3 separate regions of the Homo sapiens genome follow, and all the other regions are linked to region 3. The links are chromatin loops, found by intact Hi-C in ENCODE. Cell type or tissue: Caco-2. All regions are shown on one strand.

What was found. Hi-C counts contacts between places; a loop is a spot of excess contacts. Peaks named below come from ENCODE experiments on the same cell type or tissue, not always from the same donor. Only the 100,000 strongest peaks of a DNase experiment are listed, where the experiment ranks them.
Region 1: it touches region 3 in a loop (15-fold over the local background); 54 of 110 quality-filtered maps call a loop at or near these places.
Region 2: a loop joins it to region 3, with 21 times the contacts of the local background. A loop is called at or near these places in 10 of 110 quality-filtered maps.

Annotation. Positions count from the first base shown.
Region 1 is chr10:101,297,979-101,305,978 of GRCh38, forward strand. No RefSeq gene overlaps it. Among named protein-coding and RNA genes, the nearest start is that of LINC02681, 38 kb to the left of the region's middle. RefSeq lists enhancers at 190-259, 300-369. In Caco-2, CTCF peaks have their summits at 77 and 3,661; DNase peaks (open chromatin) are centred at 93 and 3,653; H3K27me3 peaks cover 295 bases.
Region 2 is chr10:101,566,421-101,574,420 of GRCh38, forward strand. No RefSeq gene overlaps it. Among named protein-coding and RNA genes, the nearest start is that of POLL, 18 kb to the right of the region's middle. RefSeq lists a silencer at 3,715-4,014. In Caco-2, a CTCF peak has its summit at 3,958 (motif pointing left); DNase peaks (open chromatin) are centred at 3,481 and 3,921; H3K4me3 peaks cover 1,482 bases.
Region 3 is chr10:101,437,519-101,445,518 of GRCh38, forward strand. The region is part of intron 2 of BTRC (beta-transducin repeat containing E3 ubiquitin protein ligase); the gene reads left to right. Among named protein-coding and RNA genes, the nearest start is that of BTRC, 87 kb to the left of the region's middle. RefSeq lists an enhancer at 3,741-4,241. In Caco-2, a CTCF peak has its summit at 6,796 (motif pointing left); a DNase peak (open chromatin) is centred at 4,883.

The DNA.
Region 1 (8,000 bases), 140 kb before region 3:
CCTAATACGGTTTCCTGCTTGAGAAATGTTAGCATCACCTTGGCTGGATGGAGAGGGGATCAGGGCGCCCCTAGTGGTGGAGGCTGGTGGTTGGCAGAAGCGGCACCTCCTTAAGACTTCACTAGAGGAGCACGGGATAAAGTGTGAAGCAGCTGGAGGGAGGCCGAGGGGCACAGAGCCTAATGGAGGCAATCCCTCCGCCCTGTTTTGACTCAGGGCAAGATGAAACAGGGCAGGTGGCCAGGGAGAGTTGGAGCAGAAAGCTGCCTTGGAGGATAAATGCCTAGAGGGAAAAGACTAGAAGCCCAGAGCACAGGCAGCCAGCAGGCAGCAGGCAGGGGAGGAGAGGTGAGAAGGGAGGGAAGATATCCCTTTCCACGGATGTGCCTTGGCCCCTGCCCAGGCAAAGAGGGGCAGATTTTCCGTCTTGTCCCAAGCCCCTGCATCTGCCACCTTGTTTACCTCCTGCCTATTTATAGTTGCAAATTCCAAGCCTGGCATGGGACTCTGCGATTTATATGACTATAAACCTTCAAAGGGCACTGAGGGCTGGCGGGGAATGGGTAAAGACAGGGGCAGGCCTCGCAAGGTCAAAATACTCAGTCTCCCACCCCCACTGTCCTGACATCCTACCTCCTCACAACAGGTTGAAAGGCCAGGCTCACGCAAATAAGAAAATGGGTAGGAAGCCACAGTCGCCGCTGACTCTTCCTACCCTAAGCTTGTCCAGTTTAGGATTTAGAGCAAGGCAGAGCATGTCCTGGGTCCTGGAACATGGTGGGGGAAAAGAAGAAAAACAATAGAGCAAAACAGAGAGAACCTGTTTTAGTCTCCCTGGCCCCTTTTGGGAGGGGGTAGGGAAGCTCAGTGTGGGAGAGTGGATCTCATCAAGGACAATTGAATTTGGAGAGAGTGGGTGAGTCCAGGCTTTCGAGGGAGAGGGGAAATTGGGATCAGCAGCCCAACTCCCACCTACCCCATCCACTTAACAGCAGAGGGGAAGAAGAATGAGACCTGGAGCACTCCTGGCCTCTGGCTTCCTTCTGGGGGTGCCTTTGGAGGCCTGAATGGCTCACCTCTTATTCAGAACAGGGTGCACTGGTTTACCCAATGCCTGGGTGCCCAGTCACCATGGAATTCTGCTAGCACTGCTCATAGGCCAGATCCTTCCCTTTAGAGGCACCCTCTCCTCAGCCTCTGGCTGACCCTCTGCTTCAATTCATCTCCCTTTCTATTTTCTCTGGACCTCCAGCCCGCCATGTGTACTCACGTTACCGCTCCCCACAAAGTGCCCCTTGCTTTGCACCTGTGCCCTCAGCTGACTATTACAGCCTCCTGCTCTGCTCTTCCCCTCAAGCCCACCACACTGGTCCCCACTCCACGATGTGTCATATGTAGCTCAGCTCTGTGTGTGCATGTGTGTGTGTGTCTGTGTGCACGTGCATGCATGTTTGTGGCTGCATGTGTAAGAATGTGCCAAACAGTTTTGAACATGAAGGAGGGGGGAACCCAGAATGGCTTTCTCCTTGACTTTTTTGTTGTTTTCCCATCAACCTCCAGTCTGCTGGACTAAGTCTAAGGACTTAGGGAGGGAAATGTCGCTCTTAGAGTCCATGTGACCCACTGGCCACTTCTGACCCTCTTTTACAGCCCCCCTCCCCGACCTCCACCATCTGGGGTCTCAAACCCCTCACCACTAGACTAAGCCTGGTGAGAGGCAGACAGAGCTGAGGGTCAGGGATTGCTCAGTTGGGATTGGTCCTCTGGCAGGGGAGGGCACTCAGTCAACAGAGACTCCCATCTGGCTTTGGGCTTGGTCTCGGCCTTGGGTAAAGTCATATAGGGAAAGGCGGAGGCCACAAGGAATGAACCAATTCTTGGTCTACTCCTCTCTCCTACCGTCCCAGCCCAGCCTATCCTTGGGGACAGGGATGCAAATGAGTAAGCCAAGTCAAAGTCCCTTCTCTAAGAAGAGAGACAGAGAATAGAGAAGATGTCACAGAGCCCCTTTTGCCACCTACTAGTCTTCTCTTTTTTTTTTTTTTTTTTTTTTGAGACAGGTTCTCACTCTGTCACCCAGGCTAGAGTCTACAGTGCAGCAGCATGATCATAGCTCACTGCAGCCTCTGCCTCCTGTGCTCAAGCAATCCTTCTGCCTGAGCCTTTTGACTAGCTAGAACTACAGGCATGCACCACCACATTTGGCTATTTTTTTCTTTTTTTTTGTAGAAACAGGATCTCACTATGTTGATCTGGCTGGTCTTGAACTCGTGGCCTCAAGCAATCTGCCCACCTCAGCCTCCCAAAGTACTCAGCTTACAGGCATAAGCCACTACACCGGTCTCATAGTGTATTTTTTATCTAGTGCTTTCTCTGTGGTGGGAGAGGGGGTATCAGGAGGCATTGTCAGATGTGAAGATGGTGTCTGGGATGCTTATTTTATTTATTATTATTTGTTTTGAGACAGTCTTGCTCTGTCGCCCAGGCTGGAGCGCAATGGCACTATCTCAGCTCACTGCAACCTCCGCCTCCTGGATTCAAGCGATTCTCCTGCCTCAGCCTCCTGAGTAGCTGGGATTACAGGCATGCACCACCACACTCAGCTAATTTCTGTATTTTTAGTAGAGATGGGGTTTCACCATGTTGGCCAGGCTGGTCTCAAACTCCTGACCTCAGGTGATCCACCTGCCTCGGCCTCCCAAAGTGCTGGGATTACAGGCGTGAGCCACCTCGCTTAGCCTGGAATACTTAACTTTATATGCCAACTTGACTGGGCTAAGGGATGCCCAGATAGCTGGGAAAACATTATTTCTGGGTGTGTCTGTGGAGGGAGTTTCTGGAATCAGTAGGCTGAGTGAGGAAGACTCACACTCATCACTGTGGGTGGGCATCATTCAATCTGTTGATGGCCTGAATAGAAGAAAAAGGCAGAGGGAGGGTGAATTTGCTTTCTGCTTGATCTAGGCCATCCATCTCCTCTTGTCTTATGATTTGACATTGCTGGTTTTGGGGACTTAAGACTTGGACCAGGACTTATACACCAGCCCCTCCCCGGCCCCCACAGTTATCAGGCCTTTGGGCTTGGACTGGAACTATACCACTCACTTTCCTGGGCCTCTAGCTTGCAGTCAGCACATCATGGGACTTTTTGGCCTCCATAATTGGGTGACTCAATCATTCATAATAAGTCCCTTTATCTACCTTCTTCCTTCCTACCTTCCTTCTTTCTTCTTTCCTTTCCTTTCTTTCTTTCTTTCTTTTTCCTTTCTTTCTCTATCTCTCTCTTTCTCTCTCTCTTTCTCTTCCTCTCTTTCTCACCTTCTCTCCTTGTCTGCTTCTTTCTCCCTTTCTTCTTTTCTTTCTTTCTTTTTTTCTTTCTCCTCTTTCTTTCACTCTTTCTTTCTATCTCTATCTCTCTCTTTCTCTCTCTCCTTCTTTCCTCCTCTTTCTTTCTTTCTTTCTTTCTCTCTTTCTCTCTTTCTTGGTCTGTTTCTCTGGAAAACCCTGACTAATACAGTGTATGAGGACCTGGGGAGAAATCGAGGACCTAGATGGAGGTGAGGTGCAGTGAAGAGAAGCCAGGAGGACCTGCAGAGGGGCTGGCAGCAGAGCAGAGCTCACCGTTATGCCCTCTCCAGAGGGAGGCAGCAGAGGACCATGGGAATTGCCCCATCCAGCATTAGCAGTTCAGTTCCCCTTGCTTCACTGTCTACCATGGAGCCCATATCTAGGGACTCACCTTGTTTGAATGTTTTTACACTTTTAGTCCCTGCCCCAAGGAGAGATGCCTTGGGAAAGTCAGCCCTGATTTAGTCCCTCCCAAGCTCCTCTCTTCATTCCTATGTAGAGGCTTCTCTCCTTTGTGTCTAGAACTTAGAGAACATACTTTTGTCCACTCCCCACCTCCTTACATTTCTCAACCTCCCCAGCTCCCTACCTCCTACACGCCCTTGGAGGCCATGATCCAGCCCAGATTCACTGCCCTGGAGAGGCCCGTATCTCTGCCCTGTGGCCATGCTGAGCCATGACTGTGACAACTAGACATTGTTAGCATCTGACCCCCATCATCCCTAGGGAGTTTCCAGTGAGGGCCCATACTCCTAATGTCTTCTTTTCCCTACCCCCATTTAGTCACTCACCAGGCCTACTTCCTGGATATGAGGACCAGGTCTGGCCCTGGAAGTGCACAGGGAGATGGTCCTGTGCTGGGGACCAGGCTAGCATAGGGGCAGCAGCTAGGTGGAGGAGTTCTGAGGTGTGGCCTTGAGTGCGATGAAAAACCAGTGCCTCATAGCCTAGTAACATTCCCCTCCCTGCCAACATGGCACCTCTGTGGTCCCTCAGCCTGGTTGGAAGTGGGGTGGTGAGGAGTTGGGGGGCACAGGTAGATGGAAGGTGGGGAATGGGGTGGGAGGGCACAGGTCAAGGGAACAAATATCTAATTTTTTCAAAGCTCAAAAACTGGAAGCAACCTAGAGGCTTCAAAGTTAAATCCTGGAGCAGAGAGAACATCTCCTGTGCATCGGGTAGAGGGAGCCAGGGACAGAATGGCCTTGGTTTGAGGATGATCTTATCAAAAAGGAAGCTAAGAGTGACCAGCTTTTTTGAGACCAAAGAGGGCCAATGGGTTCCTTCTGAACTCTTACTGGGATGGGAGTGGCTGAGAGAGCTGTAGACCTGAACCCTGGGGGGCACAGCTGAGATCCCAACAGAAAGGAGCCCATGTGTTAATAACCACTATAAGCCACGAGAAAGTCAGGGTCAGGGAGTGGTGGATTACTACTGGTCTCTCTTATCCAGTCTCCTGTCATTGACTCCAAGACATCTGGGTCTCAGAGAGTCCAAGATGCAAGGTAGGCAGCTACCTTACAGATCATCTGGCCTAGGACTCATTTTATAGATAGAGAAAAGAAGACTCAGAGGGGATAGGAAGGTGCCTGACTGTACCACCCACCATCTCAAGTCATCTATTAGCTTAGTTATAAGATCTCAGTTTGACCTCATCCTGTGGAACTCCAGGCTTACCTGCCTGCCCAATGGATTTGTCCCTAGATTAAGTTTCCCCTCCACCCACATTGTTGCTCTATGTTTGGACCCCTCCAGATAGGCCTGATGGAGGAGCCCTGATTGGAAAATTTCCCCTCCCCTTCCCTGTCTCAGAATATAGCTTCTTAGGGCGCTCCCTTTGCAACTTGAGATGTCACTGTCTTTCTATTAAAATGTCTTTTCCACTCTGCCTCTCCCTTTCTCTCGCTCTTCTCCAAACCCTACCCCCTCCACCCCCACCTGCCATCCCTTCTCTAGATAGAGCCCCAGAACTGCTGAGATGAATCTCTGCAGCTTTGTGGTTCTGGGCTGTGTTCCTGGTAATTGAGTTGTGCTCCCTAGTCATGATGGGGGAGGGTGGCAGTGGCTGCCGGTGGGTCCAGTCATCCTTCTGCTAGCTTAGCCCCTTCCACTGTGATCCAGCAGAGAGGGTGAGGAGGAGAGAGCTGGGGATGCTTCCTTTTCCCCAGCCCTCCTTCTCCAGCTCTCTGTCTCCCCCTCTCCCCCTCCCTGCTTCATCTCCAGCACAAATCACATGGTGACAGCCACATCCAACCTTTGGGGAAGGGTTTGTAAATGTGTCTTCCTTAGCTGTGATCTCCAAATTGTTCCTTTTATTGCATTTGTCACGGTGAAGATTAAAGTCCCTGGGTGGTCTGCACCACAAATCACAAAGTCTGCTCAGGGAGAGGCTGCAGGTTGGGAACTGATGGAGGGGTCTGGGCCCTGTTACAGGGTGTGCATGCATGTGTATACTCACAAACACCCGATCCCATGTGTGATGAGGATTTGTACTTAGGAATGGAAAGATGTGCTGCTGATATTGTCCTTCTGAGTTGTTAGCCCCCTTTATAAGCACAGTTTTTGACCTCTTCCTCCAGGCTGTCTTCCAGGATCTCCCTGCCCAATCTGTGGTTGGCATCATGGTCTACATTGCTCTTTCCCGTCTCTTCCATCAGTGGGGAGGGAAAGCTGTGGTCACATCAGAGATATTTCAGGATATCCCCCTGGATCTTTGGTCACATTGATCTCTAGATCTCATCCTGGCAGCCCTCTTTTTTTGAGACAGGGTCTCACTCTGTTGCCCAGGATGGGGTGCAGTGGCACGATCTTGGCTCACTGCGGCCTCAACCTCCTAGGCTTAAGCGATCCTCCTGCCTCAGCTCCCCCAAGTAGCTGGGACTAAAGGCGTGCACCACCATGCCCAGCTAAACATCCTGGCAGCACTCTGAATGGGTCAAGGGCAGTTTGGGCCCAGAGCTCCCAAGGGACTCACATCCAAGCCCCAGAAGAACAGCTGATCTTACCCTGTCCCAGCACCCCCATATCCTGACTTTCTTTCTCATCCTGAGACACAACTGGTTGCAGAGGGAGCACAGCTGACATGGAGGAAACACAGCTGAGGAACCAAGAGGACAAAAGCTCCCTTGTACATGTGCGCTGAAAACAGCCCCCTTATGAGGTGGGCTTCCTGCCTGTCCCTCATCCACATTCATAACATTCAAATTTATGCTGTAATCTCCACCGCTCCATATGTATGAGCCTTTGATGGGTGTTTGGGTTTATGGGATGCACCCGTCCCTCCATTCCCTCACCCGCCCACCGCCTCCAACCACTGCAAAGACGCTCGTACATAATTGACATCGGCAGATTCTTTCATTATACAAGATTTAGCATCTGCTCAGGGATCGCTCGCTCCTCACTCACCATAGATGACTTTTCCCCGCGTTTCCTATTATCAATTCAAATTAGCCCCATTTCCCCACCCGACCAGTGCAGCGTTTACACTTGACAGTGAGGAAACAGCAAGGCTATAATGGGCTCCTCAATTATTTAGGCCCAGGTAGGCCAGGACCCAGAAAGCCTTGACAAGGGGATATGCTGGGGTGGAGTCATTGTAGAGGGGAGGATAGGGCAGCAACTACCTGGTCCCTGTTTGGCCTTATAGCCCTCTACCCTCTCACTTTCCACCCTGGGACCCCCTTCCCCACCTCACACACATGTAGGTCTCTAAGGAGCAAGACAGTCCCTTCCTGCCCCCATCCTCAGCAGCAGCTCTCTCCCCTTCCATCCCATATTTGCTCCACATGAGTACCCAATGGGCCACTGGCATAAACCAAAGAAGAGGTCATTAGCACCTGCCGGGCTGCCCCTCCCCTGAAGACACCCCTGTCTGAAGGTTCATCTGTCTCCATGAAGGTGAGAGGTGGTGCCCCAGGATTTCAGAGATCAGTAGAAGAGTCAGAAATCCAGCTGCAGAGCCCTAGGAAGAGAGAGATAAAGCAGGCCCAGCTGACACATGAGACACACATCAGAGCCTGAGGGAGCCGAGAGTGTTGCCGCTGGGGCTTCGGGAGAAGTCACAGGCAAGAAGAACGGCTTGGGCAAGGCTCCCTCTCAGACCACACGGACTGTGCAGAGCTGTAATTAGGTCAGTTCTGCCCACCCACTGGTCTGCTATTCCAGGCCCAGCCTCCTGTAATAACTCTTGGGCCCAGCCAGTAGCTATTCAGGAATCAGGGGCTCTCCCGAGCTCACTAAATGGCCTAAGTACAGGGGCAGAAGCTCCTGGTCAGCACCGAAGCCCTAACCCCTCCTTCCCATCAACCCTCCTCTCATCTGAAGCAGGGCTCCAGGCAGTCAGCTCAGCTCAGCAAAACCCTGTGCCCACTTCTGCATCCCCCTCCCGTCCCCTTCCTCAGCTTGGATCAGTTTCCAAAGGCAGCAATGGGGAGGTGGCAGGCAGGGGTCGAAGAGGCTCTGGGATTAGCAGTGTCTTTCCCATGCTTGGCTTCTCCAAAATCAAAGAATTCCTCCGTCTGATTGGATTTACCCTAAGTCACAGGCGTGTGGGACCTTCTTTCCCTCAGCAACAGCTGGAAACAGCCCTAAATATGATTAATTAACGCTGTAAAAAGCCCTGGACACAATTAAGATTTATGTGTATGCGTGTG
Region 2 (8,000 bases), 130 kb after region 3:
GGCGTGTCTCTCAGGTTCCGCGTGCATGTGTGTGTGTGCGCGAGCATGTATCCAGCAGGCCCATGTGCATGTGTGCGCGCCTGTGCTCATGCACGCCCCCCCTCCCGCTGTCAGCCGCGCTGATGACATTGGCGCAGAGGAAAGTGATGACAAATGCCCGTTATCAGCGAACGAGGCCGATGACAAATGGGCGGGCGCCCGAGCAGCCCCATTACGCTGTAATAACAGAAGATGGATGGCCTGGAGCCCCCCCACCCCCACCCCGTGCCGGTAACGGGAGCCGATCCTGCTCCGCCCGCCCCGGGAGGGAGCCCAGCCGCTGCCGCCGGGCCGCCAATCACGTCGGGGCCCAAGACGCCCAGACCGAGGAGCCGTGAAACCACGCGGCCCTTCTCGGCGGAGGAACAAAGCCCTGCGCTCAGCGGCCGCAGGGGGCTCACCGGGCGTCTGGCCTGCCTGCGGCCAGGACGTGCAGCTGTGCACACACATGGCCTGCACACGCGCCAGGCGCCTATATCCTTGTACGGTGCACCCGCAGCACTTGTTCAGGCACAACCCTGACCTCATGGGACCATGCACACATCCTTTTGTGTCACGCACACACATACATCTGCCACCAGACCTGGGTATACACCCGCCAATGTAAATCCATGCACACACCACCGTGCACACCCGTGTACCTTCAATTCTTACACAAGCCTACAGAAACCACTATGTCCATACACATGTATGCGCCTAACATGATTGCTCATGCATAGATATGGAAATATGTATACATATAAGCAGAAATGCTTGCACATGAACACAAGCCCTACACACTGCTCTGTGCACACAATTCAGGGTGTCTAAACACCCACACACATGTAAAAGATGCCCACAGCTGCATCAACAAGTATTGACTGAGTCATACCATGCACCTGTCAGTTAGGTGCTGGGGCAGTTATAATGATGAAGGTAACACCATCCCTGTCTTCTAGAATCTTAAGTTTATGGGAGTGGGCAGATGAATGGCTGTGAGTGAAGGCAGAAAGTTGCTATGTGCTTTGACCCAAATAGTTTGTGATATAAGATTTACAACTGGAAAATCAGGACAGTCTTCCTGGAGGAGGTGGCTAAAGGAGGAGTGAATTTTTTAGAGGAACTGAATTCTGAACAAAAGGTATGGAAACGGGGAAATGTAGGGAGTGTTTGAGGACAAGAAGTCTAAGAGGACAGGAATCCAGGTGAATGGCATTGGTTGAGTGTGGTGGGAATGAGACTTCTCAGACAGACTGGGACTGGGAGGCTGGAAGCCAGGAGGCAATCGAGGAGGGTGGAGCCTGTCCACCTGAGAGACCCATGAGGCCTGGGCTAGCCTAAGACCCGTGAGGCCTGGGCTAGCCTAGAAAGGAAAGGAGAGGATCAGGAAGTCAATGAACCAGAGAGTAAGCGGGCGGGAGGCGCCAGGCAGGCTGACTTGACAGGACCCTGCACTTACACGAGCCCCATGCCTGATTGTACATTCTACTGTCTCTGTCTTGAAATTCTAATTTTTTATTAAGAAGCTCCTTGTTTTCATTTTGCACCAGGCCTTGAAGATTATGTTGCCCATCCTGGATCCTGAGGTTTCCAGGCTGAGCTAGTAAGACAGGCCAGCAGGAGTAGGTTTGGGAGAGGAGCTGGTGAGTTTGATTTGGGACGGGGGGTATGTGAGAGGCTGGAAGTGGAATGGGGGTTGAGGAGACAGGGGAAGATTCCATGTCTCCGTCCACAAAGTGAGAATTGCTGCCTCGCATCTGCCAGCGCCCAAGTCCACTTCTATTCTGCAGTGAGTCCGCGCCCCACCAGAGCCCTCAGACATACCTATCCTGTGCGCGCGCCCCTTGCTAGAATACAGCACTCGCAAGCTCCCAGTGTTGCCCCTACATTCTCAGGGCCTGACACATGGTAGCCACTCAGTACCTGTTTGTTGAATGAATAACTGTATTCATGAATACATGTGCACATATGAATCCACATACATACTCACGGGGCATCCATTGTCCCCACCACGAAGGGTACCTGCACGACCGAATATCTTCCCCTATCCCACTGTCACTGCCCCACACTTCCTCCAAGACTTTTCTGTTACCCTGTGTCTAACCTGGGGGCGGAATGCCCTTGCCTCAGTGGCCCTCTCATTGGGTGTCTCCTTTGCAGGCAGAGTTGGGCAGGAGTTAAGGAGGAGCAGAGAGCGGGAGAAGGCCAGGACCCGGGGGAAGGTGGGACAGAATAGAGGCTATGACTGAATTCCAGTCTCAGCTCCTCCCTGGCTTCTCTCAGCTCAAACTTCTTCATCTGCAAAATGGGGATGGCAGGCAGAAAGGCATTCACACGGACACCTGGCTGCTGACACCGAGATAGAGTAAATCGAGGCAGGCTTTGAGAAGGCTGCTTCCCTACCCCCAACTCTGGGTTCCCTGCGGTGTTGAAAGTGGATGAGGGGCCCAGGGGATGACCCAGGTGATCTCAAACAAGGGGAGGGAGGCTGGCACTCCTGAGAGGAGGAGTGGTCCACTCCCAGTAGAAACCAGATGATACAGGAACTGAGACCCCAGCCAGTGCCTTGTACAACCCACATACAAGCAGGCACAGAAATGAGGTGGCCCCCAAAGACTACAGTAAACACTCTGACCTCAGGTAGCTTGGGGTGGGAGGAGGCAGAGGACACCAGAGAGAGGGGCCTGGGGAGGGAGCCCGGTGGAGGGGGGTGGGGGGCACCAGGGTTCCTCTGCCAGGGTACCCTGCCTTCCAACGGCAAGGACTGCTCCCTCCCCCCTCAATCAATGCTGGCTTCCCAATATGAGAATGGAAAAGGCGTGTGTTCCCAGGAACCCCCACCACCCCCACCTGTCTCCTTCACCTTCCTGTGACCCATTTTGGGTCTCTCCAATGTGTTCTGGTCACGCCTCTACCCCAACCCCCACCCCCATTGCAGCGGTGTTAACCATCACCTCTCAGACCTGTCAGGAGGTCCTTGGGAAGCCCCCAGCAAGGGGACTGCAGTGAAAGGCACCAGGATGAGAGGGGAGATGCCGGCAGGCAGGGGATGGGCCGGCTAATGGGCCTCGTCCCTCCTCCCCTCACCAGTTCACTTCTTCTGTAGCGTTATTGACCTGTCATTAGTTATCCGTCCAAGGTCGACGGGCCTGGCCCAGCCATAAATCACGGCGGCTGGAGGTGGGCTACAGGCGGAGCGATGGTCCCTGGGATGCAGTCCAGAGCTCAGCCCCCAGCTCAGCCCGGGAGGAGGCGCAGACGGCCTCAGCAAGTCTCGGAAGAGCTTCCCCGGGGGAGCTGGGCCCGCTTTCGTGTCCACGCATCCCGGCCCTCCTCCGCGAACCTTCTCAACTTCCCCACGGTGCTCCAGGCAGCCCCTCCCTCCGTCTCTCACGCCTTTCTCCTCTCCCCATCTCTTTCTTCTCTCAGGCTCTGCCTTCAAGGTGGGCGGGGAAAGAGGGATGGGGTGGGGACCTGGGGAGGTGCTGGTTCCCGCCCACTCGGTGTTCTCACCCCACCTGATCTCCCAGTTTAGAACATCCAGGATCAAGGACAGAACACACCCACGGGGAAACTGAGGCACAGAGCCCTGACCAGGGTTGAGTGTGGGGAATGGGGTCCCACCGGATTCAGCACCAAAGTCACCAGTCCCAGCTCCGCTGTCTCAGCTCCCGGCGGGGTGACGGGGAGGCTCTACCCCCTTCGAAGGGCACGCCAGGCCCCTTCGGGCCGCCTCCTGCAGAGAGGAGCGGGGGCTCGCGCTGCAGCAGCGCAGTGGGGACCCTTCCGCCCCACCCCACTCCACCCCACTCCACTCTCACGCCCGAGATCGGAGAGAAGCCCGGCCGCGGGTTTCTTGCCCCGCACCCACCGCACCCTCAACCACACCCCACCCAGGCCTTCCGCGCGGCCGGACCTCTTCGCCGGTCCTCGCGCGCCCTCTGCTGGCGGCTTCCAGGAAGCGCGCCCGTGGCCCCCAATACCCGCCCCGCCCCCAGCCAGGCCCCGCAGCCCGGCAGGCCCCGCACCCGTCCCCAAGGACGCCCCACGGAGCACTCCCCATCCCGCCATCCCCGTTTCAGTGCGGCCGCTCCCATTTCGGATCCCAGAGGCCCGTTTGTTCCCAGAGGGTGGAGGGTGTTAGGATCAGGAAGGCAGAGCCTGAAGCTAGAGTGGCGAGTGAGGCTCCTCCCTGCGGAGCCCGAGGGGCATCTGCAGCCCGAATTTATTCTTCGCAGGGAGGTAGAGAGGGGACATCTCCTTGCAGACCGCCCCTCCGCTTGGTGGTCCTGAGGCTCCCGTGGGCACAAGGTAAGGGAGAGCCAAGGAGGCCCTCAGGTGGGTGGACCCTGGTTCTCAGAGTCTCTGAGGTGGGAAGCTGGCGCTCAGGACTGTTGCCAGCAGGAAGGGGAAGAGCATGGCCTCTGGGTTCTCCTCTGGGGCCACGCCCGAGGGCCCTCGGCTCCCTCCCCGTTAGGCAGCTCGGGAGGAAGGGGAACAGGCCGGGGGATGATCCCCTTACAAGGTGCTGTCTGGCTGACAGGTAGGGAGGGTAGCTCGACCAGAGGCTATGCTCAAACTGGCCCCAAAGTGCTCCACAGAATGCTGGGTCCAAGGTCAGGATGATGAGGGAGGATTCCTCAGCGGACGCCTGGAGCTGTGGGGAGGCGACGTCTCAGGCCAGGCGAGGCCCCCATCAGGCCCTGAGGTGGAGTTGGCATGGGGACAAGTGAGGCATGTGTGGGCTGTGGGGCCGGACCGGGTGTGTGCAGGGACATGAGGCCAAGGGCTGAGGGGAAAGGGTCAGGTGTGTGCAGGCCCGCTGGGGCCATGGGGGACAGGGCAGACACGTAGGGATGTCTGTGAGCTACAGAGCCCGGACCCCTGCCTCCAGCAGGGCTGTAGCTTAGGAGTGCTCAGGCATTGGAGCCCTCGACACCACTAATTCCCAAATGGAGGTGGAGAGGTCAGGAGACCCCACCTCAGGGCAAGCGGGCGACTGCTGATTCCAAACCCCAGGCTTCAGGGCCGGGGACTGTGTCCTTCAACATCAGCACAGGAACCCTCCACAGACTGAAAAGCTCAGGCTCCTTGCTTCAGATAAGGGGGAAGGAGGGAAAGAGGTTAGGACAGAAAGCCCAGTTACATTTGGGATGGATCGAACCAGTCCCAGAGAGGAGCCAGGAAAACCAGCTGGGCTTCCCAGGTCACACAGATCTGAGCTGAAACCCAGCTCTGTTCTTCATATGGTGTGTGACTTAGAACTAGTAAATGAACCTCTCTGGGCCTCACTTTCATCATCTGCAAAATGGGGATAATACAACTATCAGAGGGCTGTTGGGAAGCCTACATGATATAATCCATGTGCAGAATGGGTTAAGGGTGGACTGGCCAGGCTCAGGAGTCAATAAATGACGGTGAAACTCTGCTGAAACAAACCAGAAATAGGGTACAGCTAACTCCTCACTGGAGGCTCCTTTCATAACCTGAAAAATGTGCCTTGGTCTTCTCCAACCTCCATAGAAGCTGTTGCCTTCTATCTAGTAGGAATCAAAAACATCTTTGGCCGGGTGCGGTGGCTCACGCCTGTAATCCCAGCACTTTGGGAGGCCGAGGCGGGCAGATCATGAGGTCAGGAGTTCGAGACCAGCCTGACCAACATGGTGAAACCCTGTCTCTACTAAAAATACAAAAATTAGCTGGGCATGGTGGCATGCACCTGTAATCCCAGCTACACAGGAGGCTGAGGCAGGAGAATCGCTTGAACCCGGGAGATGGAGGTTGTAGTCAGCTGAGATCGCGCCATTGCACACTCCAGCCTGGGCAACAAGAGCGAAACGCCATCTCAAAACAAACAAACAAAAAACATCTTTTACTGGCACCAATCCAGGCACCATGAATATATACATTTGAAAAACTCTGGTTTGGGAGGAGGAAGGGAACTCTGGTTTGAAAGGGCATCAGATTAGCCTGCCTGGAGTGCCCACAACCTAGAAGGCTCTACCTGAGCCAATGCCACAGAAACTCCTCTTGTCAAGGACCCACTCCTGTGAGAGGGAAGCTCACTGCTTACCACGCAGGGGCCCAGACTCCACCTGGGCAAGAGTCACAAATGTAAATGCTTACAGGGTTCGGTCCCAGTTACAGCAGTAGGGAGTGGTGAGGACTTTGGGTCCAGTCAGTTACTACCATGTGGGAATATAGGGGAAGGATGGCATTAGGACAGAGCACCCAGCCCTCTCCCAACTTCATCCCCTGCCCACCTCCTAGGAGCTTCCTAAGACACCCTTCCCCTAGGCCCTATGAGTCTGTTTCCTACTGCTGCATAACAGATTATCACAAACTCTGCCCCTTAAACCAACACCAACTTATGATCTCACAGTGCTGTAGGTCAGCAGTCTGAGCAGGCTCAGCCCAGTTCTCTGCTTAGGGTCCCACAAGGCTGAAATCCAGGTGTTGCCAGCCTGGGCTCTTCGCTGGTGGCTCTGGGAAAGGCTGCATCCACACACATTCTTGTTGCTGGTGGAATTCAGTTCCTTGTGGCTGTAGGACTGTTTCCCTGCTGGCTGTCAGCCAGGGCTGCTTTTCAAGGATGCTCTCTGGCCTTTCTCCTGCTTCAAATCTCTCTGACTGCCCTTCTGCTACCAGCCAGAGAAAGCTCTTTGCTTTTAAAGAGTTCATGTGATTAGACTAGGTCCTTTTGCCGTATAATGTGACATGACCACATGAGTGACACCTCATCACAGTCATACCCACACTCAAACGGGAGATAATCCAAAGGCAAAGATAACTGGGGGTGATCCTTTGAATCCTGCCCAGCACACTTAGCTTCTGGGGTGGGGTGGAAGCATGCCTTACTCCTAGGTCCAGCCCTCCTGACCTCTGAGAGACCTTGAACCAGGGCATATCCCATCTCTGGGCCTCAGTTTCCTCTTTTATAAATGGGGTAAGGGGGCTGGATGGCATCTAAAATTCCTCCCAGGTCCCAAATACTAACTGTGACACAGGGGATGGGGAATTCAGATCCCTTGACTGGGGGGCCCCACTGACCATGGAAGAGCAGGACTGTGTTGCCCTCCAGCAGCACCCCCATCCCAACCTCCCACAGGGCCTTGCTAGGGACAGCAGGATCGGTGACAGCCACACAGCACAGCAAAGGTGCCCAGCATAAGGCGGCCAGCTCCCCCGCTGAGCTGAGCTGTGGGCAAGTGGAGAGGCTGCTTCTGTAGCCAGAGACCACAGTGCCTGTGAGGCCCCATAGACCATGATGGGTCTATTATGGAGCCTGCACAGGGCAAGGTGGGCTGGATGTACTTGGGAGTGGGGTGGGGCAAAGTCCATGTTGGGTGGGCAACAACCCTCCTACCTCTCCACTCAAGCTGGTTTCCAGGCTCCTCTCCCAGATCCATCTCATCAGTCCTGATCTCAGCTTCTGCATCTCCAAAAGGGCCTTCTCAGGCTCCTCCTGCCCCTCCCACCTGGCCCTAGCTGGACAAGGGGCATTGACTTCAGCATCCTAGGCCCTCTGAGAGTCCCAATCATCCAGCCCCACCTGCTTCACTCCTCATCTTTCTCCCAGGCCCCTCCTACCCTCCCCAGGTGCCACTTTCAGTTCTGCCTACAAGCTGCCCTTCAGGGGTCCCCATTCCCCCAGGCTCCCACCAAGGCCCAGCAGAGGGGGCTGGAAGGAGCCCCTCCCCAACTCCATCCAAGCGCGGGAGCTGGGTAAGAGGCGGGGAAATGAATATTAATTTATCATGATTAGGCAAATCCGGCAGGGAGAGCCGATTCCGGCGGAGGAGGCTAAAAAGATGAATTTCAGCAATAAAATTAAATAAGGACGGACGGGCAGCCCCTCCTCCCTCCCGCTTTGCTGATCTCTCTCTTTCTTACAATTTATGAGGCCAATTATGAAGATGAGGTTGGAAGTTCCTGGAACTTCACTAAATGCAAACGGCGGTCCCTGCTGTTCCCATCAAATT
Region 3 (8,000 bases):
AGAAAATAGAAGTAGAAAGAAGGAAGGATTTTAAATGTCCTCCCAGAGATTACCGTTTCAGTGATACTAGTAATTTCTGAATTTCACCTATATCATATTGCTCAAATTCTACATTCATCATCTGGTAATACTGATTTTGGTCACTGTTTATCTCATAGATAGCTGCTCACATGTTTTTGAATTGAACAAAGTTTGAATTTGGCTTATATCTGACCACCACCTCCCTCTCATGTAATTGTTAGTCATTTCAAATTTTGCAGTTCCCCAAAGGTGCAGTGTGTTCTTTTATATATCTGTGTCTTTGCATATACCGTTCTGCTTACCTGAAAAAACCCCTCCACAAACACCTATTGTCCCTTACCCACTCTCTGCCTTTGTCTACCTAATCTTCAAGATTCAGCTCAAGCTGAGCTAGAATTAAAGTCTTCCCTGATCTTTATCTTTGCTCTCTTAAACTAGTCAGAGGATCTGTACCCAGAGCATGCATGGAATTCTGTGCCCTGTAAAATTGACATGAAGAAAAGGAGTATTCATTTTCGTACTTGATTCTTTAACAAAAAATTCCTGATTGGGTCTAACTTTTTACGTGTGTTGGATTAGATGGTCATATACAGAAGGGAAAGAATAGCAATATAAGTCTTCTCACGTCTGTAATCCCAGCACTTTGGGAGGCCAAGGAGGGCAGATCACAAAGTCAGGAGATTGAGACCATCCTGGCTAATGCGGTGAAACCCCGTCTTTACTAAAAATACAAAAATTAGCCGGGCGTGGTGGTGGGCGCCTGTAGTCCCAGCTCCTCGGGAGGCTGAGGCAGGAGAATGGCATGAACCCGGGAGGCAGAGCTTGCAGTGAGCCGAGATCGCGCCACTACACTCCAGCCTGGGCGACAGAGCGAGACTGCCTCAAAAAAAAAAAAAAAAAAAAAAAAAAAAGTCTTCTCATTAGCAATATAAGTAATCTAATTTTATGTTTTTATGTCTCACACATACACATACATATATACTACATTGTGTCAAATTAGTAAGTACAAAACTTTTGTGTATGAATTTCAGTTTTCTATTTAAAAGAAAGTACATAATTAGTTTTACCAAAATATAGTTGCTACTGTTCATTGTAGTTTCTACCCTTTATATGAGCCATTGTTTGGGGGAGTACTTGTTTTGTTACTGGTAATAAACTACAAGGGAAATTTGTAATATAATATTAGTATATTTCCCCTAGATTTTTAAAAAGCAGGTCATTATTTTTTTAAGCACTTCAACTGCAGCACAGTGCAATCTTTTGGGGAGAATTGGTAAAATGAGGATAAAATTAGTACAGGATTCCAGCAGCTTGAAAATAACACAATATTTGACCAAAATCTCTTTTGTATTCCCTACTCTGGTTCAATTCCAGTAGTCCTGGAAATGTGCCTATGGACTATTTACAGTGAGATTATAAAACTGAATCATGATTTTGGTGAATAGAAGCCAGAGCATGTGGCTACAGCACCCCAGCTGGCAGTAAGCTCTCCCTAGGTTTATGAATGTAGTTAGATGGTCCCCAACTGTTTACAAGACAGCAGAGGTGAGATATTTGATTGACAAGTCAGAAATGCATTAGATCATTCTCTCTGCCAGTCTCTGGTTCATGCTGTTAAAAATGTCAGCCTCCAAGTTTGAATGGCAGCCTGAGGGCCTTAGAAGCTTTTTGTTTTCTGAGATGGAAACACAAATTGGATGTGTGCCTGAGCGCTTCATCCTGGGCTGTAATTTCATCTTTTAGCTAAGAACCACAAGGTACACGAGCAAAGCACCCTGTAAACAATAATACTGTGGAAAAAAAATAAACAAGGTCGTGTTTCTGGTACGTTGATCCGATGGTGTCCTGACCTCTATCACGTTGAACATCTCCACTCTGATTGCTGTTCCCTTTGGCATTACAATGAGAGAAAGAGAGACTGACATACTATGAAGAAAAGATTTAAAGTTGCAGTATCGTTGCACATTCCTTGTATTGGCTATGAAATATTGAACTGTCAGAATGTGACACTTGGTTTTTTAAGCAACCTTTCTTGTTTGAGGTGTTTGCAGTTCATTCCTTTCTCCCCCATTTGTCTGCTTTCATTGATAGGGTTGGAAGTAGTTGCCTTAAATGCATGAAAAGGGACAGTGTTAAAGAGAAGTGGTGCTGATGGAGCCAAACAAACTTAACACTAGAAAATAAATGCAGGCTGTGGGGCAAAGGAGATAAAGTTGGGTTAGTGTATTATTAATAGTGGAATTTATGGAACACCCTATTGTAAGGAAGAATCAGGTTAGGTCCCATTTCTGTTTTTGTGGAGGCAGGAAGTTGGGAAGGTGGTATTGGGTAAAGAGATGCAGTGACATAGTTTGTTAAACTGATAGCCTACTATATGGCAGTATTGCCAGGCCAATCAGAATTCACCCAGCTATTTTATTTATTGCTCTTATTATCCAGTGTCTTTAACAAGTGGTGAAATTATAGAAGACTTTAAAATTTGGGGAAGAAAAATATTTTTTTAATGTGGAAAATGTGTATTTATAGTAAGAAAGCTCATTAGGTAATATGGAAGAAACATTATGCTTATATTAGTCCAGCTTATGCCAAATGAATAGAAAATCTTCCTTATAAAACCACCATATATTTCTTGGAAAATATTTTGTAGTAATAAAATGAGTTTTCTATTATGTTTTAAATTACATCTTTTTTTTCAAGCTATGAGTAGGAGTTTATAAATTACAATACATCTTAAAACAACATATATATTTTTTCTTCTAAGGAAGCACTATTGATGTATGCTTTCATTTTCATCCCTTTTGGGGCATTGAATTTACAAGTAAAGTTTTAACTGAGAATGAATGGCCTTTTGCAGTTCTTCTGGAGTATGGAAAAGAGTTTGTATTGAAAGTTCCTCAATGGCTGGGCACTGTGGCTCATACCTATAATCTCAATACTTTGGGAAGCTGAGGTGGGTGGATCACTTGAGCTCAGAAATTCGAGACCAGCCTGGGAAACATGGTGAAACCCCATCTTTACCAAAAATACAAAAAATTAGCCAGTCATGGTGGTGCCAGTCTGTGGTCCCAGCTACTCGGGAGGCTGAGGTGGGAGGATCGCTTAAGCCTTGGAGGTGGTGGTTGCAGTGAGCCGAAATCATATCACTACACTCCAGCCTGGGTTGACAGAGTGAGACTCCATCTAAAAAAGAAAAAAAAAGGCAACTATTTAGCTTAGCCCTCTCCTCTGAAAATGTGAAAGGCAAGAGCTGTTCTGCATCAGTCTAGTGAAATGCACTGGAAAAATGGTGTTGGTAATTCCTGCTTTGAGGTCATGCTAGAAAGAGAGAAGATAATACTTGTAAAATATAAGTCCTGCTCCTTTGTAGCCAGATTTTTGTCCTTACTTAAAAATATTGTGCTCAGAAAGTAATACCAAAAGGAGGGATATTAAGAACTAGTTATTGTTGTTTTTAAGTATTGCTCTGAATTTTTAAAGCATAAACATTGATGTAGATTTGCATTTAAGCTATGAGAACCCACTGTCTTGACTCAGTGGGGGAGTTTTCAAAAATCATTCTTGTAGAAATTGATTTCTCATTGGCTGATTTCTACAGGATGAATGAAAACAAACCATTTTTTGCAGTCTTAGAAGAATAAGAGGAATGCAAGTGTTTAAGAAATGAGACTGAAATATGCTTTATGGAGTTTTCTAAATCTGGTACAAAGAAACTACAAAATTTCTTCTTATGTATTATGCATCAATACAGTGAAAATGCCTCACAGCTTATGGGCTTTTTACAACCACACCTTCACAATTAATGATTAGCTTTATTATTTAAACTCCAGGCTTGCCTCATGAGCAAACATCAGTGTATTCATAGAACCATAGAATTTCAGCATTGGACCAGACATCAGAGGCCATCTAGTCACATACGTCTCATAATGTAGAAATCCTTTATGAAATGTGTTTGGAAGGGAGTCATCTAATCTCTCCCTGATCACTACCATTATTGGTGAATCAAACTTCTTGAAGCATCTTGCTTTTACTTTGTTGGTTCTACTAGAAAGTTTTTTCTTGGCCGGGCGTGGTGGCTCATGCCTATAATCCCAGCACTGTGGGAGGCTGAGGCGGGCGGATTGCCTGAGCTCACGAATTTGAGACCAGCCTGGGTAGCATGGTGAAACCCAGTCACTACTAAAAATCCAAAAAATTAGCCAGGCGTGGTAGTACATGCCTGTGATCCCAGCTGCTTGGGAGGCTAAGGCACGCGAATCGCTTGAACCTGGGAGGCGGAGATAGCAGTCAGCCGAGATCACACCCACTGCACTGCAGCCTGGGTGACAGAGTGAGACTGTCTCAAAAAAAAAAAAAAAAAAAAAGTGTAATAAGTCAGAATACAATGTAGACACGTCTTGTTTTGAACACAATTTAAATAATGTAATTTAATTACTGCCTAAGATTGCATATACTTCTTTGATTTGAATGATGGAAAAATTTCTAGGAACTTAGCCTGGGTTTGTTTCCTCATCTTTTCTTTGAAGCCAGAAAAGCATAGAAAAGCATATGTAAGCACTTTGACAAATGACATAATGTAGCGGCATATCAGAGTGGCACAGGTATTTTAAACCTAGCTCCAGTTCCTGAAGATGGTGAACATCTGCTTAGAGGTACTGTAGAGCTCCACAATGCACTAATTGAATTACTCTTTTCTGGAGTTGCGACTGCACTAATTGAATTAGAATCTCTCTCTCTCTCTCTCTCTGTCTCTGTGTGTATGTGTGTGTGTGTGTGTGTGTGTAAATGAGATAATTCCAACCTTAACGGGAGAGACTATGAGAGACATGACTGATGGTGTGTACTGTGCTGCTATCTAATGGCAGCCTATGGAACTACTACGTGGTCTCCAGGGAAGAGAAAATACAGCGTGACCTCAGTCTAACCCCATCCAGTTTAGTTCAGAAGGTCCCAGGATGTAATTTTGTAATTCTAAATTGAAAAGGAAAGAATGTGATAAATTTCTGTATTAAAAATTAAGATATATTTTATTAGGCATAAAGTTTTTAAGTACTAAGTTACAAATATTCAACTGAATTAAAAATTTCCTTTAACTGGTGAAAAAAAATCGAGTTGGTGGGTCATCTTTTTTCTCATTTTGTCCTTCAGTGACATAAACGTAAAAAGGAATTAACGTTTTTGAAATGTCTTAGCATCATAGAAAGGATAAATGATACAGGGCTTGTTCATATTTTTAAATACAATTTTTTTCCTGGTTGTTAGAAATAAGGTGTTACCAGATTTTGCTTGTATGTGATTATGCTTATATTAATTATAGCAGTATCAAAGTAAGTTGTACAGATCTCACTTGCTCTTTTTTTTTTTTTTTTTTTTGAGACGGAGTCTCGCTCTGTCACCCAGGGTGGTGCCATCTCGGCTCACTGCAAGCTCTGCCTCTCGGGTTCACACCATTCCCCTGCCTCAGCCTCTCGAGTAGCTGGGACTACAGGCACCCGCCACCATGCCCGGCTAATTTTTTTGTATTTTTAGTAGAGACGGGGTTTCACCATGTTAGCCAGGATGGTCTGGATCTCCTGACCTCGTGATCCGCCTGCCTCGGCCTCCCAAAGTGCTGGGATTACGAGCATGAGCCACCGTGCCTGGCCTCTGTTGTTCTACTTAATAGTTTAAAAATTAAGTTTACCACAAATTTGGGCAAGTTTTAAACCCTCCTAAGTGAAGTCAGTTATTTTGTTCCTTTAAAAGAAAAAAAGAATCTTAGTCACAATTTACTGATTTTTGTAAAACATGCAAATGTAGTCCTGCGCAACATTAAAAGCAAATAAATACACTGAGGACAACTCAACATGAAATATATTTTGATTCAGTTTAACTCTAGGCATTCTAACTTGTAAAAATGGCCCTTAACAGAAAAATACATATGTATAATCACTTGATTTATAGAATGTGTATGTGTGCATACAAAACCACTTCAGTAAAAGTGCTGTTGGTTACCATTCTGAGCATTTAAAACGATCACTTTCCATTTGATCATATTAAAGATATAGAAACAAGTATATAGCATAGAAAAGTTTTAATTTCTTCTATGTAATCTTCATTATTAAAATATGTTTGAATATGCCATTATTTTGTAGGCTAATTTGTTCTTCATTGTGAGATTGAGGTACTTAGATTTCTTGTATGAATAGCTCTCACTAAAATGACTATAATTTGTACTTTTTATATTGTCCTTAGGGACATTTTACTGATTTAGAAAATCCTTTTGACATCAAGTAGATGTAAGGCTTTACAAATAACATGGCCATTCACAACTAGCCACAACTCCGATTCGATTCACAGAGTACCTTTTATTTGCCAATTACTGTACAAAGTCTTAGGCATAAATTAAGATTCAGAACCTATCCTCAAGGAGCTTATAGTTATTTGTTATACATGTATTAAGTACTTATATACCAGTCACTGTGCATATAATTACTAGTGTTAACCATTAGTCATATGTATTTTTTTCTGATTTATTGAGCTAGAGGTCTGGCTTAGTAGCAGTCCTAAGGAAATGGTATACTTATGTTCATATCAGATATATCTCATCTCAGCAAAAAAGTGATAATGTATATTTCAGACTAGTCTGTGTCTTAAATGGTTTTCTCTTGCCTTTACATACCTTCTAAGGGAACAGTGATGTTTGTGATAGCTGTACATGTAGCTTAAAAAGAGATGATAATATTTGTTACAATGCCTCCTACTGGTTGATCATAGATTTTCAATCCTTGTTGTCTTCAGAACTGGTAGTTCCCACTGGTGATTTGATAGTTTGGGGCTTCTACTGAGGCTATAACTGAGAAAGAGTCTATTGCATACAAGGTATAAAGTGCTTCTTTAAACAGTCTGTTTCTAGAACCTAAATTGTCCTGGGACCAGCTCTTGATATAAAAATTCATAGAAACCTGTTTTTCACAGAGTGTGGTAACTCCTTGCCATAGTGCTGTAGTGTTAAAATTCACATTGGCCAGGTTGTTCTGTAAATTAAACACTGACAGCTACCCTCAGGGGAACAGCCAATGTATTTATGATGATGTGCTGATTACACAAAATACACTGCAAGCAGAAAACAGCTGCAGAGAATAAACCTCTTAAAAAGAATACAATTACAAATAGCACCCTCAGTATTTCTAGTGGTGAGTGTAGAATACAGCATGCTAATGCAAGTTTCTTACTAGTCCGCCTGAAAACAAAAAATCTGAAGGAGATAAATTATGGTTGAATGCACATGCGGTGCCAGCATAGCAGTGAACAAATTTCCTTTCTCAAGAGCATGGCTGTAAGTGCACAGATTTCAGGTGTGGAGTAGTCTAACCACCCTCCCTCATTTTGTTAGGTTTTATTAGTGGTTTTCTCATATATAGTAGGGCATGGCCTTGAGGTTATAGGGGCTCTAGACATTTGAAAGATATTACACAATGAATGGGGCAGGAGGGTAACTAAATTGTGGTTACAAATTTCTGGTAGAAACTCGATATGTTAGGGTTTAGTTATCGACATTTCATTTGAAGATACGACTATATATTTTCAGTGTTATTAATGGCATTGAAGATGGTGCCCTTGGAATTAATAAAAGGAGTCATGACTCTCTGGTAAGATCTTTCTGATTTCTTAGATTCTGTTTTTCAAGAATAATGGTGTTTTAGGACATTGGAATAGCTGATTGTATATTTGTAGGAGTATCAGCTCTCAAATATGTCCCTTTTCATTCCTGCATCTTACTGGTCACATGCATACAGGTAAGAAGATTAGAAAAAAAATTTTGTTTTCCCTATTTGAGATTCTCTCTGTTAGAGCTTAGGGTCAGTATCTATAAAATATATTTCAACTGCTGAGCATGCTAGCTTCTGTTTAAATCAGTAGAAAATATGTTGATCTTTCAAGACATAAATTTACTCAAGCCAACTGTAAGGTATAGCGCAGGGACATAGTGATTGGAGACA